Regions from separate parts of the Mus musculus genome. Here region 2 is linked to region 1. A link is a loop called in an ENCODE intact Hi-C map of the cell type or tissue named here. Cell type or tissue: heart. All regions are shown on one strand. Links, peaks and the distances in the headings refer to the core of each region. The heading gives the core; the rest is flanking DNA.

Region 1 (8,328 bases), core at 155-8,154:
AAATAGGAACCATTTATATCTTAGAGTCAACTTTGCTATAAGACATCTGAATATCTGCTTTTAATAAGTACAGATCATAAAAGGGATTTTTATCCACCTGTGAGACAAAAGTTTGATACTTTGATTTTGTTACTCAACAATTTAAGAAGGCAGTTTGTTCTATCAAGTTCTTTATTATCAAATAATTATACATGAGAATAAGATTTCTATTTTCAAAAAGATTTCCTTAACATAGTATCATATTGTGAGACACTTGGTGGAATCCAGTGCTACATTTTGTTCAGTTTGTTTCTCTTTTGCTACACAATGGCTTGTTTTGGTCTAGAAACTCATTTCTCCATCACAATGCTACCCATGAAATGTGTTCCTTTCTATCTAGTATTTACTAGTGCCTGGTTAAGAAACCAAAGCTAGCTACAAGAAAAACCTATAATCAATCTTATATAGAGAGACCCTCAATATAAAGAAAAGCAAAGGGCTTTATGCAATTACATAAGGCATAGGATTCCAGAAGTAACATTCAAAGTTAATGTTTTATTTTCAACAATGCCATTATGAGAAGTTAATGCAGAAAGTAGAAAATCAAAAGTAGCCCTTGGGCCTTTGACAACGTAGTTGCTAAGGCATTTTATGAATGCTAATATGCTCTAAATTAGCTACTGTTTCTCAGAATTACAAACTAAAAGAATATGAATATCAGTAATTACAGACTTCTAATTTTGTTTATTCCTTTTCCAACCTTCTAGCTGTTCTTGGGGCACCCTTATGATGGACAGTGAATTAACTGAGTGCCTTTTATATATAAGGTACTATGTTAGAGGCTAAAAATGTGGGCATGACAGCATTCCTTGTATAACTATGTATCAGCCAGCTGAATACTGAACCATTTCTCCAGATTAGCAAACTATCAATTCCCCACAGATATCTACCATAGGTGACTCAAAGGAAGAAATGGTAACTATAATGTTTATTTTTTAGATGATACTTCTTCTTTCTCAACTTCAACCTCTTCCAAAACCTCCCAACTTTCCAAAAAAGACAACTAGCCAACAAAAGTGACAACAAAACAAAAAGCACACACACACACACACACACACAAAACAGAGCCAAGAAAGCTGTTAGCGAGTTACTCATAAGCATTGGGCCTACCCTGAAAGAACAGGACACACAGGTATGAAATCAGAGACTGACAGCATGTAAGAGACCTGTACAAGCTCATACCAGACAGATCCCTGGTCAGAGAAAGGAGGTGAACACAGTCCCCACCAACCTACCCACAAAGCTATTTACAGTTGGCACGTGCTGGGAGAGGGAGACTCCCCACAAGAGTGGCACTGGTACACTTTCAGCTTCTATGTGGTATATCATACCCAGTTGGAGCCCTCAGTGCCTGCTACTGTAAATCTCGGGGTAGGCAGATAGAGAGAACTGACTACAGCCTTTTGACAGAAGACAAGAATCTGGCCAGATGTAGTTCTCATCAACACTGTTAGTTACAGAGAAGTTGTTCGTCAATGGCTTTTTTTGGTAATTACTATTTATTCATTTATTTATTTATCTTTGCTGGGGTGAAATGGGAAGGCTTAAGCATTCTTTTCCACATTCAGGATCAGTTCTTAAAGGCTCCAACTCTGCTGGCTTTGCTGATAAAGTTCTTTAGAAGATCGTGGTCCATTTCTGCAAAGCCTGACGTTTGTGTTACTACAGTCAGATGGTTGATGCAGAACCTGAAGCAGAACTCTTCTAAGTCCTAGGAACAATAACAACAGCTTGATGAGTTTATATTCCCAGTGCAGCCCAACAAGGCAAGAGAATTTCTCTCAGAAAAAGGATCAGATGACCAGAAGGAGGGAATGTTAGCGTGATACAGCTACAGCAATTATTAACAATTAGTCCATGTTTCTGAAAGTGTACATAACACAAGAGTCCAATGCAGCCAGGCCAAACGCCTAGCCTTTTCCTCCAAAAGAGGAACCTAAGCTAGGCATCCTCCAGCACCTTTTCCAGTCATTCCTTCCTCCCCTTTCAATGCTTGTTCACAGCACTGCCCTCCCCTGTGTTTTTAAATGCTTCTGCCTGTGAAGAGTTTATAGACAAAAGGACAACATGACAACTGCTAATGCCAGTAAGCCTGGGTCATTAACATCCTTATTTTTCTCTGCAGGACAATGGGTGGGATGGGTGGACTTCATCACATTCACCTTTGATAATCTTAACTAGGAGTAACTAAGCAGTAGACTGTGTGCTTAGTACAGGTGAAGCTCTGGGTTCAGTCTCCAGAGCCAAAGTAATTTTTACAGAATTACATATGTATCAATACAAATACATGTATTTATATAAAATCAGTGCTGAGGAATTGGCTTAAATCCTCGGGCAGAGTAGGCTTTCTAAGGGAGTGTTCTACACCCAGGTATGGTCTGACTCAGCACAAAGGTACCACCACCTGTTCATATTCAAAGTTTAAAATTCTGTCTCTGTTGTTGAAGCTATTTATAAAATATAAAGCTCCCAACAGTTCCCAAGAAATTATACATGTCCATTGCCTATTACAGTCTTTCCTCTAAATACATGTATGTAAACTCTAGCAAATGCTGAAGATGAATGCAGAAAAATAAACAGCCATGCCAACATGTACACGAACCCATAGGAGATTTCCCCTGTGAGAAAGAAAACTAGCTACACAAGGGAAATGTAATCATGCCATCCCATAACAGACTGGCAGGCTGCTGGAGTCTCAGTGGCAGTGGGACATTTCTGCCCCACATGAGCTCTTGAAGACAAAACGGAATAGTCATGTCCCTGCATGACAACAAGAATGTGCTGTCTGGATAAATGCCAAATACCCTGAGAGCCACTCAGTAGCAGACAGCATAAGAAAGTATACATGACAGAGTGGCACCGCTTAGGTTGAGTTCTACAGAATGTTGGAGGGATGCCCACCCACACCAGGACTGATGCTAAGGAGGTGGGGACATGAGCACTTCAGTGTCTTAGAGATCCAGAGTCAGGAGAATTGATAATGACTGGGAAACCAAATGTTCCTAAGAAACTACCACTTAGGTCTATCCTCCTTTGGTTTTTGGACTGGGAATTTCCCATAATTATTTTTAAAATGGAATTCAGAAAGAGTTCATGGGATTAAATAAATTGATATAGAGTAGAACTGACCTCCCAGAGAATTCTGACTGTATAAGACAAGCTCTTTATTATTTTTCTAACACTTTCTCTACTTAAATGCAATTGTTTTACACAGCCACCTTTTAATAAGAGCTCTTAGTTCTGTTCCCTGTTCATCCTTCTGGAACATGACTCATACGTCATCCAATACTTCCTCTTACCCTGACTATGCGAGCGAATGGGCCTCCTGCTTTACTCAGAGAGGCTCCATAAAGCCCTTCCCCTCACTTCTGCCTCTTGCTAGAAACCTGTGGACATTCCTCTTTGGGTATCATAGTGAATGGTCCATGATTAATATAAGGCCTACCTCCTGGCTCTACCATTAGGTCACACTGCCCCACCTATTTGAGGACCTGCACTAGCAACTGTCCCTATCAGCTTGCTTTTCAAGCTGTTGTCCTGTTTACACAAACATGCATTGATTATCTCAGCCGGCCCTTCAATCTGTTTCCCATTAAATCTGTAAGTAAAATTACCAGGAAAAGCTGTTTCTGGCTCCCCCATTGCCAGTTCCTCGCTTCCATTCTCTCAGGCCTTTCCGCAGGGCTCTACTGCAACAATGTAGCTTTCGTACTGGATCACAGCATGCAACCTGACTCACTAGAGCTTCAGCGTATTTAAGGATTTTTCTCAACTCCTGAAACACCTGTCCTGAATTGTGTATTTCTAAATATTTGAAATTTCACTTTTCATTCAACATTAAAAGTGGCTTTCCCATGGTACTTCTGTAGAGTCCTTTGCTAGTGTCCTCTTACAGCTCTCAGGACACTTCTCTCTACACTTCAGACTGGCTCACTGATGTCTTTTCTGCATGCTTCACAGACCCTTGAGACCAGATTCCTAGTGTGTCTCCTAAAATGCTGCTCCTAGTCGCCCTAGCCGACTGACTGGGTGCTCCTTGCCACGCTCCATCACACAGTAAGACTGTTCATCTCTTCAGTTACGCAGCCCAAAATTCTTGACATGAACGTTAATCTAGCCTTCCCCATCCCCATCCCACATCTAAGACATCAAGTATAGTTAGAATCCAAGCACTTTTCAACATTCCTATAGCCAACGACCTGGGTGGGGCTACCCTTACCACCTACTGGTGGACACAGCCACCTCACTGGACATTCCCTACTACCAGCCAGCCTACTCCATGTGGATACAGTTGCATGGTGTTTTGGTTTTGTTTAAATACTGAATGAAAAATGAAACTTCAAGTATTTAAAAATACAAGTTTTAAGAATTTAAAAATATATACAAGTTAGGCCTAGTGGTTCAGGCCTATTTTTCAAGACACTTAAGAGCCCAAGGGCAAGAAAATGGCAAGTTGGAAACCTGTCTGGGCTACAAAGTGTTCAAGGTTAAACCTGGACTAGTGAGATCTGCCTCAAAATAAACAAGACAGCTGGGGATCTAGCTCAGAGGTCAGCTCTTGCCTGGCTAGTACAAAGGTCTAAAATTCAATGTGTAGAACCACAAAACAAAGTTTTTAATAGAAAGTAAAGGAAGGCGGACTGAGCTCTGCCCTGGGGTGCTGGGGGCAGCCAGGCCCATGGACAGAACAGTCATATAGTCTGCTCCCTGCATTGTTTCCTCCGCAGACTTAGAATCCCCTACATAAGCATGTTACTGTTTACCAAAAAGGAAAAGGGCACTCCGTCTTTACCAGTCTCCCTCACTAATCTATTTTTTAAAGTCAGTGGGGAGGGAGGCTATCCTATGCCAAGAGGAAGCTGACTCCAAGCAGCTATGGCCTGTTTCCTACTGATTCAGCTCTAAATTAAGGCTCTTTCCTTTCTTTATCGTGACAATTCACAGCCACTGCAGAAAGTTCAGGAAGAGAGCAAGGAGAAGGAAATACAAACCACGTCTGATCGCCCCGTGCGAGTATGTGCTCTTTAAGGACAGAATCATCTCCTGCTTCTCTCATTCATTATGTTTGCCATTCGTTCTTTGGTTCATTTTTCTCCCAGTCAAACTGCCCATATTTTCTTTTCATTTTTTTCTATGAAGAACTTGCTTTATTGTATGTTATGAAAACATTTTCTCAATGTGTCATTTAACTTACTTGTGAATTTATGTGTGTGTGTGTGCTTGTCCATGGTGCATGTCACAGCACATGTATGGAGCTTGTCCATGGTGCATGTCACAGCACATGTATGGAGCTTGTCCATGGTGCATGTCACAGCACATGTATGGAGCTCGGGGACAATTTGGAGACAGTTCTCTCCTTCCATATGTGGGTCCTGAACTCACACTGTGAGGCTCGGCCTGAGAGTCATTTCATGCTTGATGTAGAAAGATTTTAATCACTGGAAATTAGGTCTCCTGGCCTTTCACAGTGTCTTCTTCTAATGTTCCTGAGACACGTTTGATGCCATTATAGTCACATAAGTTCTCTAAGACTTTATTTCTGTATGTTCCATTTTCATCTAGCTACACGTTACTTTTAGTGGCTCACTGGAAGATGCTTTTCTTACCTGGGCATCATACTTGACAGCAGCAGAGAGCAGAGCAATAGCATTCTCCTCACAGATTCCTTGCTTGATAGTTTGTTGACAGAGCTTTTTCAACCGAGTCTCACTGTAAAATGTAGCCAGATCTAGCAACCCTGATGGAAAGGAGAATGTATTGTGGGTGCGCTCTGAGCGCCTGACCATTGAGGTGCAGTGCTCAGAGGGCTGTGAAGGGCTTCCATCCGTCGGGCAAAATGAGCTCTGCAACTCTGAAGCCGCCTTCACAGCACCCCGGGAAGACAGCTGAGCTGAGCTGACACTGACAACGGATAGGAGTTAACATCAGAATGGCTTGAATAATTTTTCCTAGAAATGAAACAGGTTTGTGTTTCTCTGAATTCCCCTCTCCTGGGTCAGCAGAATCTTTGGAGGCCACGCCCACCAGCACACATGTTGTCACGGAATTAAAAAGAAAGCCGGTTGGGTTGGGAGTGGGCAGTGACACAGTGCACAAGCTCAGCAGGCCAAGCCTGCCTTCAGTTCCAGCACCAGATAACACAAAGGAATCCCCTGTCGTGGGCACATCTGCCTCCTGTCCTCCAACCCATCTTTCTGCCCCGCTTCGCTTCAGCATCACTCCTGGAGAGCAGTCTCTCAGAGAGCAGTCTCATTAGCTGTCGCTCTCACTTGCCACTGTCTGAAGCTGCCCCACGGTTGAGTCTTCCCACACATAAATGGGCTTCACTGTGCCAAATTCAAAGACTGATCTGGAGTCCTCTTATTCAATACTCACCCAGAGTGTACTGTGGGGACATACATGCTCTGACCCCGGGCACTCTGTTACTTGCTAATGTTTCTTTTCTCTTTAATCAGTGGCTCTTCTTTTGTTCTCTTGGCTAGGCTATTTTCCCTGGGCATGACCTGGTCTTCAACCCTCACATTCTTATTCATTGATTTCTCCAAATGAAAAAAAAAATCTATTACCTATATAATAGATTTCAGATTGTGAAATGTTTAACTGAGTTACCTAAAATGCCCACTTTCACAGCCGAGTGTAGCAGACATGGCCTTGATCTACTCTGGGGCAATGACAAAGAGATCTTCTAGGGCTCTGCATTCACAGACAAGATTCGCCATCTGCCCTTCCTTCCATGCTTGCCTGTGATGCTCCAGTGGTGATCGATGTTGACCTCTTACTAGAGCTACCCACTCAACCTTCATATGTAGTAGTGACAAGGGAAGTCTGCGTTCTGGGCCTGAGGGTGTAGCTCAGTGGCAGAGTCTGAGAAAAGGCAAATGCTACATCCAAGGACCAAAAAGAGAAAAGCGCAGGCTCAACATCACCAGAAGAGCTCCTGCAAACATCGCAGTGTCTGTCTCCTGGCCTGGAAAGAAGCCACCTTCCTAATTATTCAACATTTGCCAACTTGGTGGTAAGGTCTCTGATGATTACCTACTGCCTCCTCAGGAGATAGGCTGATGTTATCTGTGTATAGATACTCCAGGAAAGCTCGGAACACAGGATACGAAAACTCGCTCATTTCTACAATATCGTCTTCACTGTCTTCTAATGAAGAACGAAAATGTTCACACCTGAAAGAAGAAAGGAAGATCATAGCCCAGGTTCTAGACTGGAGTCAAGGGACTACCTGAGGACTTTCTCTTGAAGCTGTATACCTTTCCTGTTTGCTAGTCTGTCAAAACTTGGTCCCAGGGTAGCAATAATAGGAGGTGGTAGAACCTTTAAGAGGTAGGGTTAGAGAAGGGAACTTAGTGTGGGGTCTATCACTGGGGCAATGCACTGAAGGGGACTTATGGAGACCAAGCTCCTCTTTGACCCCTGATTTGTGACAGTAGTAGGGTGGTTCCAGTAGGCAGTTCCCACCAAGATATGGTGCTTTTCAGGAGGCCCCAAACAAAACCTCCAAATCAACCCCAAGCCAGGGTAAGCTTTCAAGCTGGAGTTACAGTTCAGCCGCACCAAGTAAGCAAATAACCTTTATGTCAGTTACTTATCTCAGGCATTTTCGTACAGGCACAGAACACTGCCAAAAACCTTGTCATTGCCTTGGCTCCTTGCTTTTCAATTGCCTAATCGGCAAGACTGCAAATGCAGCCTGCTGCTGCTGCTGCTGCTGCTGCTGCAGGTGGCCCAGGCATCTGACTCTACATTGCAGCCTACTGCTGCTGCTGTGGGCGGCCCAGCAGCTGACTTTACAATGCAGCCTGCTGGACTGGGGGAGACGGGGGATCTCTGGCCTCCTTCTCACACTGTCTTTACTGATAAGTATTGTTTTTATAACTGATTAATTATGTCTCTTTACTCCATTCTGTCTGAATTATGTCCCTAAAAGTTCCTAGTAACCGACAATGTGAACTTATGTGAAGACAGGCTCTTTACAAAAATCATCATAAGCCAAGTCACTGTGGTAGACCCCAAGGCAATCAGACAAAGGAGAAGCCTGGGACACAGGCAGACTCGGAGAATGCTACGTGTCATGCCTCAGAAAGAGGAAGATTGCCACAGACCACCACAAGCTCAAGTGTAGGCCTGGTTCTTCTCCCTGCCTCAGAGAAAACACCATACTGCTCATATGATAAAGTGCGTTGTCATGGTGTAGGCTGAGCGTGTTCAGTGTTTGCTCTGTCACAGTAAACTAAACCCCCATTTCCTTCGTGAAAGTAGAGGCTCCGTGGTGAGAGTGAA
Region 2 (8,328 bases), core at 91-8,090, 58 kb before region 1:
TACACCGGCTGTATCACCTGCCCTTAATATTTGATCAACATGAGAAAATTACAACTTTTTAATCTATTGTGACACTTTGTTAAGAATCTTACCAAAGTTGCCCAGTGGTGGTGCATACGTTTGATGCTAGCACCCAGGAGGCAGAGGCAGGTAGATCTCTTGAGTTCAAGGGCAGCCTGATCTACAGAGCAAGTTCCAAGGCAGCAACGACTACACAAAGAAACCCTGTCTTGAAAAAACAAAAAATTTAAAGAATTTTACAAAACTTTTGACTCATGTTTGTTGTTCAGACAAGGGCAATAAGATCTTCTCCACTGAGTCTAGTAGTGACGGTTATTTGATGACTGCCTTTCTAGGACTTTAAAGTAAGACACATGCCTTGAGATTCCTCCTTAGGGTTTTCTCATGAACCCTGCACATAGAAAGTTCGGAGAAATGCAGAACTCCATGATCCTTTCCTCTTGATCAGTGGACTGCTCACTGCTTTTCAACTCTACAGTGTATATCTAAGACTGCTACATGCATCTCATTCTTTTGGAGTGACATCAAGTACAGGAACTATAGGGCAACTGAAGTAAACTTCACAGTGTGTGTATGTGTGTGGAACATATACATCTCTTAGGATATGCTTATTTTTCATTAGTTTGCTTTTTGTTACAGGTTTATTTTCATTTAGCTTTACCTATAAAAAAACATGGGTATTGAAAGAAAACATCCATGTATGTGCTATTTATTACAAAGAGACTTATTTAAGATAGAAAATGACTATGCTTTGTCAAAAATCATTGCAGCCCAAACTCAGAAAAAAGTAAATTTATGTATTATAAAATATATGTTCGCCAGGTGTGGTGGCACATGCCTTTAATCCCAGCACTTGGGAGGCAGAGGCAGGTGGATTTCTGAGTTCGAGGCCAGCCTGGTCTACAAAGCGAGCTCCAGGACAGCCAGGGCTATACAGAGAAACCGTGTCTCAAAAAACAAAACAAACAAACAAACAAACAAACATATATATATGTGTGTATATATATATATATGTATATATGTATATATATGTATACATATATATATATACATACATAAACACACATATACATACATATGTGTGTGTGTGTGTGTGTGTGTGTTCATGCTGTATTCAGACTTGAAAGATTAACTTGTTTTACCATACAGGCTAACTGAATTCAAATGTATATCATTTTTCTAAAATTAAAACTTTGCAAAATGCCTTAAATTAGAAGAGGATGTGTTGGAAAATGAAAGTTTTGATGTAGTTGGTATTTTTCTGTCTCAAAGCCATGCCTTTGTCTGTTTTGTATAATGAAAATATAATTGTGCTTAGTAATTTGTCTTTCTAGATTTGTTGCTCTCTATGTAAAGAACTATGTCTTTACTTTATACGTTTAACATTTTTAAAGGTTTTTTTTCCACTTGAAATAACATTTTCAGGCACTCTGTAGTTGATCTAAAGTGAGAGAGGAAAAGAAGTAAAAAAAAAAATCTTAGCTATGTATCACATTCTAAAAACTCAGGCACTTCACTGTCCTGGTGATTTCTAGACCAACATTCTTGAAAATACAAGGTTTTTATTGTACTTTCAAAATAATTTACCTAGCAAGATAACATTTCATTAGTTTCTTTATGCTAAGTTTTTATACTATATATCATTTTGAAATTGGGTGTTGCAGCCAGAATATAAATCAAAATAGTAATTTCAAAATATACTATATAGTTAGATACCTTTTCTTTTTTATGAGTTGCCTAAAAAGATAAAATGTCATGCAGAAAACTGCAGTAGTCTCTTGGAGGAAATGCTCTAAAACTGTGTGACTAGTTCAAACTGGTTTTCTTCACTGTTTACAGTTTAAGGCATGATAAGTACTTTTAATCTAAAATAAAATATAAGTGAAATCTACTTAGTAAACTATTCCGTAAACAACATCTCGGTTCAGTATAAAACCATTTAACAGATTTCTGATTAAATCATTTCATGATATACAAAATTTTAAACGTACAGATATATCACATTATTTAAATCATAATTGCTTTTAGACCTTAACTTTATGGAGTTTTTTTTTTTTAATGAGGAAAAAACACGTTAAAGTGGTTCAAGAAAGTAAAATGGCGTGCATACAAGAATAGAATATATTTTAATGTTTAACACATCAGACACAAACTTCCTTTAAAAATATTTTCTGTTGGAGCCGGAGAGATAGTTCCCAAGAACACAGTTTTCACAGTTGAACACGGAGCAGTCCCAGTGGCTTAGTCAGGCAGCTTATATTGCAGATTCATTATCAAATATCTTATTTTTTAAGGTCTGTAGGTTGTGTTGGATAAAATTCTCAGTGCCCTGAACTTCAGAGAACCTGGAGTCACTTCTTCTAACCGACCAGTTTTTCATTTTTATTGAGTTCTGAATTGTGTCTGAGGTGAAGTAGTAAACAATAGGGTCAAAGCAGCAGTTGGAAACAGCGATGCAGAGAGTGATCGGGTACATGGTCCTCACTGCCGCCACCACAGAGCAGTTAACAAAGGTCTGTGTCCTCATGAGCGAGTACAAAATGAGGTTGATGTTGTAGGGCACAAAACAGAAACAGAAGATGACCAAGTGGACAAAAATCATTTTTAAAACCTTAGTTTTGTTCATTTTGCTTCTACTTAATGTAACAGGTTTATTTAAAGTTCTTAGCACCATACTAGAACAAGTTACGTTCAAAATGAGAGGGATAAAAAAGCCCACTATTTCAATGAAAATCACAATCCTGGAGAGATAAGTTTTCCATGTGGCCGCTGGAAAGTTCTCAAAGCAGGCTTCTGAGGTATTGTTCCCCTGAGAGTGGGTCGACTGAAAGAAAACTGCAGGCGCACTTCCTCCCATCACTGTGAACCACACAGCAATGCAAACGATCTTTGCATTTCGTTTCGTTCTTAAAGTCTTTGACTTAAATGGGTAGACAATTGCCAGAAATCGATCTACACTGATACAGGTTAAGAACAGAATGCTTCCATACATATTGGTGTAAAACAGCATTACTGAAATCTTACAGAGTAGATCTCCAAATGGCCAATTCCGTGTTGCAAAGTAAAAAATCCGAAATGGCAAAGTAAAGACGAAAAGTAAATCTGACATTGCCAGGTTAATCATGTACGTTGTAGTTTCATTTCTCACTTTGAGGGCACAGATGAAAATGTATATCGCAACACAGTTGGATATCAGCCCAAGCACGAAGACCATGCTGAACATGCACCCGTACAGAGTGTACTTAAAGGAGTCGTCATAAGGGCACTGGGAGCCATTGGAGCTTACCATTGTCAGGCAGTGCAGCTTACAGGAGGCCTTTTGTCCGCAGCGCTTGATCGATCGCCTTTGCTATTCAGATGTGGTCACAGCAGCAGCCAGTTTATTTGCAAAGTATTTGTTTCTTTTCCTGTTCTTACAAATACTTTCTTCTCTTAACTCTTCAAAGGAAACATGAAATGTGTTCCGTAAAAGTTTCTAGTAGATTATTCAGGAAAATAGTCTGATTTTCTGGTCGAGAAAATCCATGAGTCTGGAGTTTAGTTAACTGACAGAAAATGCAGTCAAGGAAGCCAACCCATAAAGCTGAAAGTGTAAGGAAAAACTGTTCCAAGTCGGACCAGACCAGTCCGCGTGGAAACTTGTGCTTCAGCCGCCAGGGTCCAAACCAGCTTTACTTCAGTCACAAACACTCGCCGTGCGTCCGTCCGCCCGTCGTCCTCGGGTACTTCTTCCTTCTTTTTATTCTCAAACTTTGTATTTCTACATTGATTCCGGACGGCGATAGGCAGTCGTTTAAGGGATCCCAGATAAATTCCTAAGCATGTTCGCGCTTGCTGAATGGAGAGGCCTTTCGGAGGTTGCCAGCTGTATTGTGAGATGGGCTGTCTCTGAAGTGAGCAAGAAAGCCTTCCCAGATTTGTAATATGACATCACAGGAAGAAGAGGCTGGGTTTGGACAAAGGAAGGCTTCAACCCAGTTGTTTGCAGTTCCTTTAATCTGATAATGTGTCTGCTGGGAATGTACCTAGGAGGCTTGCAAATGGTCACTGGCTGCCCAGCTGAGTTGGGTGTTAACTCTTTTTATGCCAAAATGCTTTCCGGGGATTCTGACAACTTCTCCAAAGTGGTTTGATTTGCTTTAGTTAGTAATAAGTAAGAGAAAGAAAGAAACATAAGGTAGATTCTTTCTCTTCTATTGCTCTTGTAGTTGGGATATTGCCTTCTTTAAAGAAATAAAATGCAGATGGGTGTATATATGTTTATAAATTGAAATGTAGGCGATATGAGTGGCACATTAAAGAACTGTTTGTGCCTGAAGGCAGAACCTTAAGAGTTTATATAAAGCCTTTGACTGAGGCAGGCAGTCCTGCTTCTCTTAGTATCTGGTGTTTTTTAATTGCTCTCCAGCATTTAACTTAATTGGCATGATTGTGAGTAGCTTTAATCCTGGATCTCTTTAGTTTTTGATAAATAATGTTCTAACATTTTTCTTTGAAACTAATTTTCTAGAGCTAGTTCAATTTTAATACACCAAAGACTACATTAAGTATGCCCCCCCCCCGGAGGATTATAACTCAGTAGTGAGAATAGTACTCCAAAACTTTTACTTTTAGTACAGTGTCAGTCTTTTGCCCACAACTTAATATAAGCATAGTGGGAAAGTGTGCTTTGTAAAACGGGCTCCCCCCTTCTGAGTTAATTGAAATAACTTACAGCAGAGAATCTCAGTTCTACTGTTTGTCTAAATGTAGTTTCCATGATTTTATTCTCCTTTCCTCCGTCTCTCCCTTCAGTTTCTTTTACATGTTGGCTGTGTGTTGGGGTATATTCCAGATCTACTTTCATCTCTAAATTTGAAGCTGAAACCCTTCATTTGGGGTCAGTGAAGGCATTTCAGAGCAAGTTTCTCTATAGACACCTTAGTTTACATATTAAGATGTATACTTAAGAGCATGTATCATGTGTTCTATACCTTTTAAATTTGATTACTTTTGATGGTGAATTATAATCTTTTTATTGTTTTGATTAGGAAGTCATCTATGATCAAATAATACAGTCTTATAGGCGGTAAAGATTGAGGGTCTGAACTTCTTTGCTTTGGTTTTGGTGTGGAAAACAGATGCAAATGTGTTCCTATTGGAAGATGGGAACTTTGAGTGCAGTAATGAAAAAAGGGACACTTAATAACATTTTCTTCTCCATGAAGAAACTTTTCTGTTAATAGTTATTTTAGGAAAAATATAAAATTTGAGTGATCCACTTTTAAGTTTCCTTATTGTCATTTTAAAAAACGATTTATTATGTATACAGTGTTTTGCTTGCATGTACACCTACAGTTCAGAAGAGGGCACCAGATCTCACTATAGATGGTTATGAGCACCATGTGGTTGCTGGGAACTGAACTCAGGACCTTAGGAAAAACAGCCAATGTGCTTAACCTCTGAGCTATCTTGCCAGCCCCCTTATTGTCATTTTTACAAATTATAATCGTTTTATGTCCTGGTACTGTCCATGTTTACTTTCATTGTGAAAACATGCATGAATGTGATATACATGCATATATGCAGGCCAGCACTTATACACATAAAAATAAATAGGTCTTTAAAATAAATAAGTAAAATATACTGTCAGCTGATTTTTAGGATGTTGTGATATGTAGATTATACCTTAGTGAAAAAGAGTTGTAGAGGAAAGTCTGTCTAAAAGGGTTACTAATTTGCTGGGCGTGGTAGTACATGCCTTTAATCCTTATACCTAGGTGGGCATGCTGGAAAGATGTCTTAGCATTTTGGAGTACTTCCTGTTCTTTCAAAGGGCCCAGGTTTGATTGTCAGCACCCAATGGCAGCTCAGTCCTGTCTGTAACTCCAGTCCCAGGATATCCAGTACCCACGTCTGACTCTGCAGGCACTGCGTGCACTCAGTGCACAGACATACAAGAAGGCAAAACACTCATACACAGGGGGGAAAAAAACTTACAAAAGGTTTTTACTTTAAGATTTGCAGGTTGGAACAGTGTTGGAGCTCCATGTAGGAGGCCCTGTGCTCAGACTCCAGCATCCCAGCAAGTGATTAAGTGAAACTCTAACACCATTCTAAACAAATCCATTCTAAACATTATTCAGTTTAAATGTAATAAGTGTTAACTAAAATAAAATCTTAAATAATAATTTATTTACACAGTGGTAAAATAAAAACGATATGGTAGTCTGAGACACAAAGGAAGGTTTATGATGGCAGGAATCTGATACATTTTATTTTAGAACTGTGTATGTGTTGCCTTTATGTAATAAGAGTATCCGGGAAAGTCTCCTTTCAGCTCTGAAATGCACTATGGATCTTCACATGTGTATCCATGTGTGTGCTTTCCTGTTGACAAAAATACTTAGTTGCGAAAGGACATTTGTTATTAGCTTTGTTTTAGGAAAAGCATCAAATGTCAAACTACAATTCTAGCTAAGCATATTATCAGTTGGTAGATTAACTATATATGGTTCAGTGCAGAGTAAAGTTTACCATTTTAGTGCACAGGATCTGACTCCAGGGCCCTTGAAATCTCCTTCCTTGGGCCCTGGTTTTATCCTACCTTTCTGGAACTCTGAGACACCATGACTCAGAGCACACAAGAAGCAGATTTGAAGGAGGATTTCAAGCCTTGCTAGCTATTCTCCAAAACTATCTGCTATTCTCCAAAACAAATCCCTGAAACACTTGAAGGGTTTTCTCTATAGAAAAATCTAGAAGGAATCTAGACTGTCTTTTACTAGTGTAGATTCTTTATGCATGAATAAAGCATGTGCTGTAGGCAATAAAAAGAGACTATACATCTTTTTCTAAGGGGGTCGGGGAGTAGGAAAATGCAGTGCAAAGAGCTCCCAGCAGAGAACTCTGCTTGTCCTTTTCAGTCCTTTTCCTTTGCTCCTGTGGGGACTCTGGCTTCTTGGCTGTAAAAGAAAGGAATTAGGCTCTACAAAGTTCCCTTCCTGCTTTTTATTTGCTTCAGATTCCTTGAATTCTTTGAATGTTTAAGGTGTCACGTTTGCTTTCTCACTCTTTGGTATCAGGAAGTCACTTTTATCCTTACTGTTTAAGAATTTTGAAACTAGCCTGGACAAGACATGTGTACCACAGAGGGGAAGAGGGAACAGAGAGGAAGAAATGTGTGTAAGAGACAGAATGAATGGGCCAAGTCAAAGTTCCTTATTACACCCAGTAAATCAGCAGGACTCTATTCTTACAGGGAAAGGCAGACTCATTCCAGCACTCCTAATCCCAGCCAGTTAATTTGGTGAGGCCCTGGTAGAACCACAGGAAGTCTGAAGCAGATGTGGGGGGAGGAGCAGAACCAAGAGATAGCAGTAAGGGCCCTGGCTTTAAGAGAGTTATGACCCCTCTGCACCACCAGCCTCCCCGCCCTACCCCCACACCCCAGACCTTGAGACTATGAGGTCTCTGGGGGGGAGAAACAGTCTGGTGGTTTGTGTCTATAATTTCAGCACCCCACTGGCTAAGGTAGGAAGAGAGTGTTTGAAAGCAGCCTAGGGGGCTATATAATCAGTTCAAGGAACTACACAGGCGATCATTTTGTCTCAGAAAACAAAGGAGATTCTCCAAGCATGTCTTGAAAGCTCTAGAGCCAGAGTTCACAAAAATGAGTCCTTTTGTAGTCCCATTAGTATAATCCAAATACTTTTCACATCTGAATATACAGAAAATTATTTGTTCTTTGAGGAATACTAAATAATATAGTCCCACCCTAAATTCTTATCAGAACAGTACAGGGAATGCTTTGGGACATAAGGGTTTAATTTGATTATGAAATTCTAGTAAATGATAACAGAATGGGTTGCTTTCAAAAGTCTTCCAACTACTTTGGATGAAGTAAGAAATAGTGGAAAGACCAATTAAACTAGATTCCTATTGGCCTGGTTTTTAATCTTTGGTATTGTCTTAGTCAGGGTTTCTATTCCTGCACAAACATCATGACCAAGAAGCAAGTTGGGGAGGAAAGGGTTTATTCGGCTTACACTTCCATGCTGCTGTTCATCATCAAAGGAAGTAAGGACTGGAACTCAAGCAGGTCAGGGAGCAGGAGCTGATGCAGAGGCCATGGAGGGATGTTCTTTACTGGCTTGCTTCACCTGGCTTGCTCAGCCTGCTCTCTTATAGAACCCAAGACTACCAGCCCAGAGATGGTCCCACCCACAAGGGGCCTTTCCCCCTTGATCACTAATTGAGAAAATGCCTTACAGTTAGATCTCATGGAGGCATTTCCTCAACTGAAGCTCCTTTCTCTGTGATAACTCC

Evidence for each region. Peaks named below come from ENCODE experiments on the same cell type or tissue, not always from the same donor. Only the 100,000 strongest peaks of a DNase experiment are listed, where the experiment ranks them.
Region 2: a loop joins it to region 1, with 2.9 times the contacts of the local background. A loop is called at or near these places in 4 of 42 quality-filtered maps.

Annotation. Positions count from the first base shown.
Region 1 is chr14:73,175,881-73,184,208 of GRCm38, reverse strand. It overlaps Rcbtb2 (regulator of chromosome condensation (RCC1) and BTB (POZ) domain containing protein 2), which reads right to left. Exons shown (of 15, transcript NM_001170694.1): 13 at 7,075-7,214; 14 at 5,646-5,776; 15 at 154-1,750. The coding sequence ends at 1,610. Among named protein-coding and RNA genes, the nearest start is that of Gm52109, 14 kb to the right of the region's middle. In heart, for the core only: no CTCF peak of the experiment used is centred there; a DNase peak (open chromatin) is centred at 4,908; H3K27ac peaks cover 700 bases.
Region 2 is chr14:73,233,583-73,241,910 of GRCm38, reverse strand. The region is part of intron 17 of Rb1 (RB transcriptional corepressor 1); the gene reads left to right. Lpar6 (lysophosphatidic acid receptor 6) reads right to left here and starts at 4,020. Exons shown (of 1, transcript NM_175116.4): 1 at 1,553-4,020. The coding sequence starts at 3,310. The coding sequence ends at 2,276. RefSeq lists an enhancer at 5,585-7,955. In heart, for the core only: CTCF peaks have their summits at 3,661 and 5,362 (motif pointing right); DNase peaks (open chromatin) are centred at 3,280, 3,910 and 7,360; H3K4me3 peaks cover 3,389 bases; H3K27ac peaks cover 4,458 bases.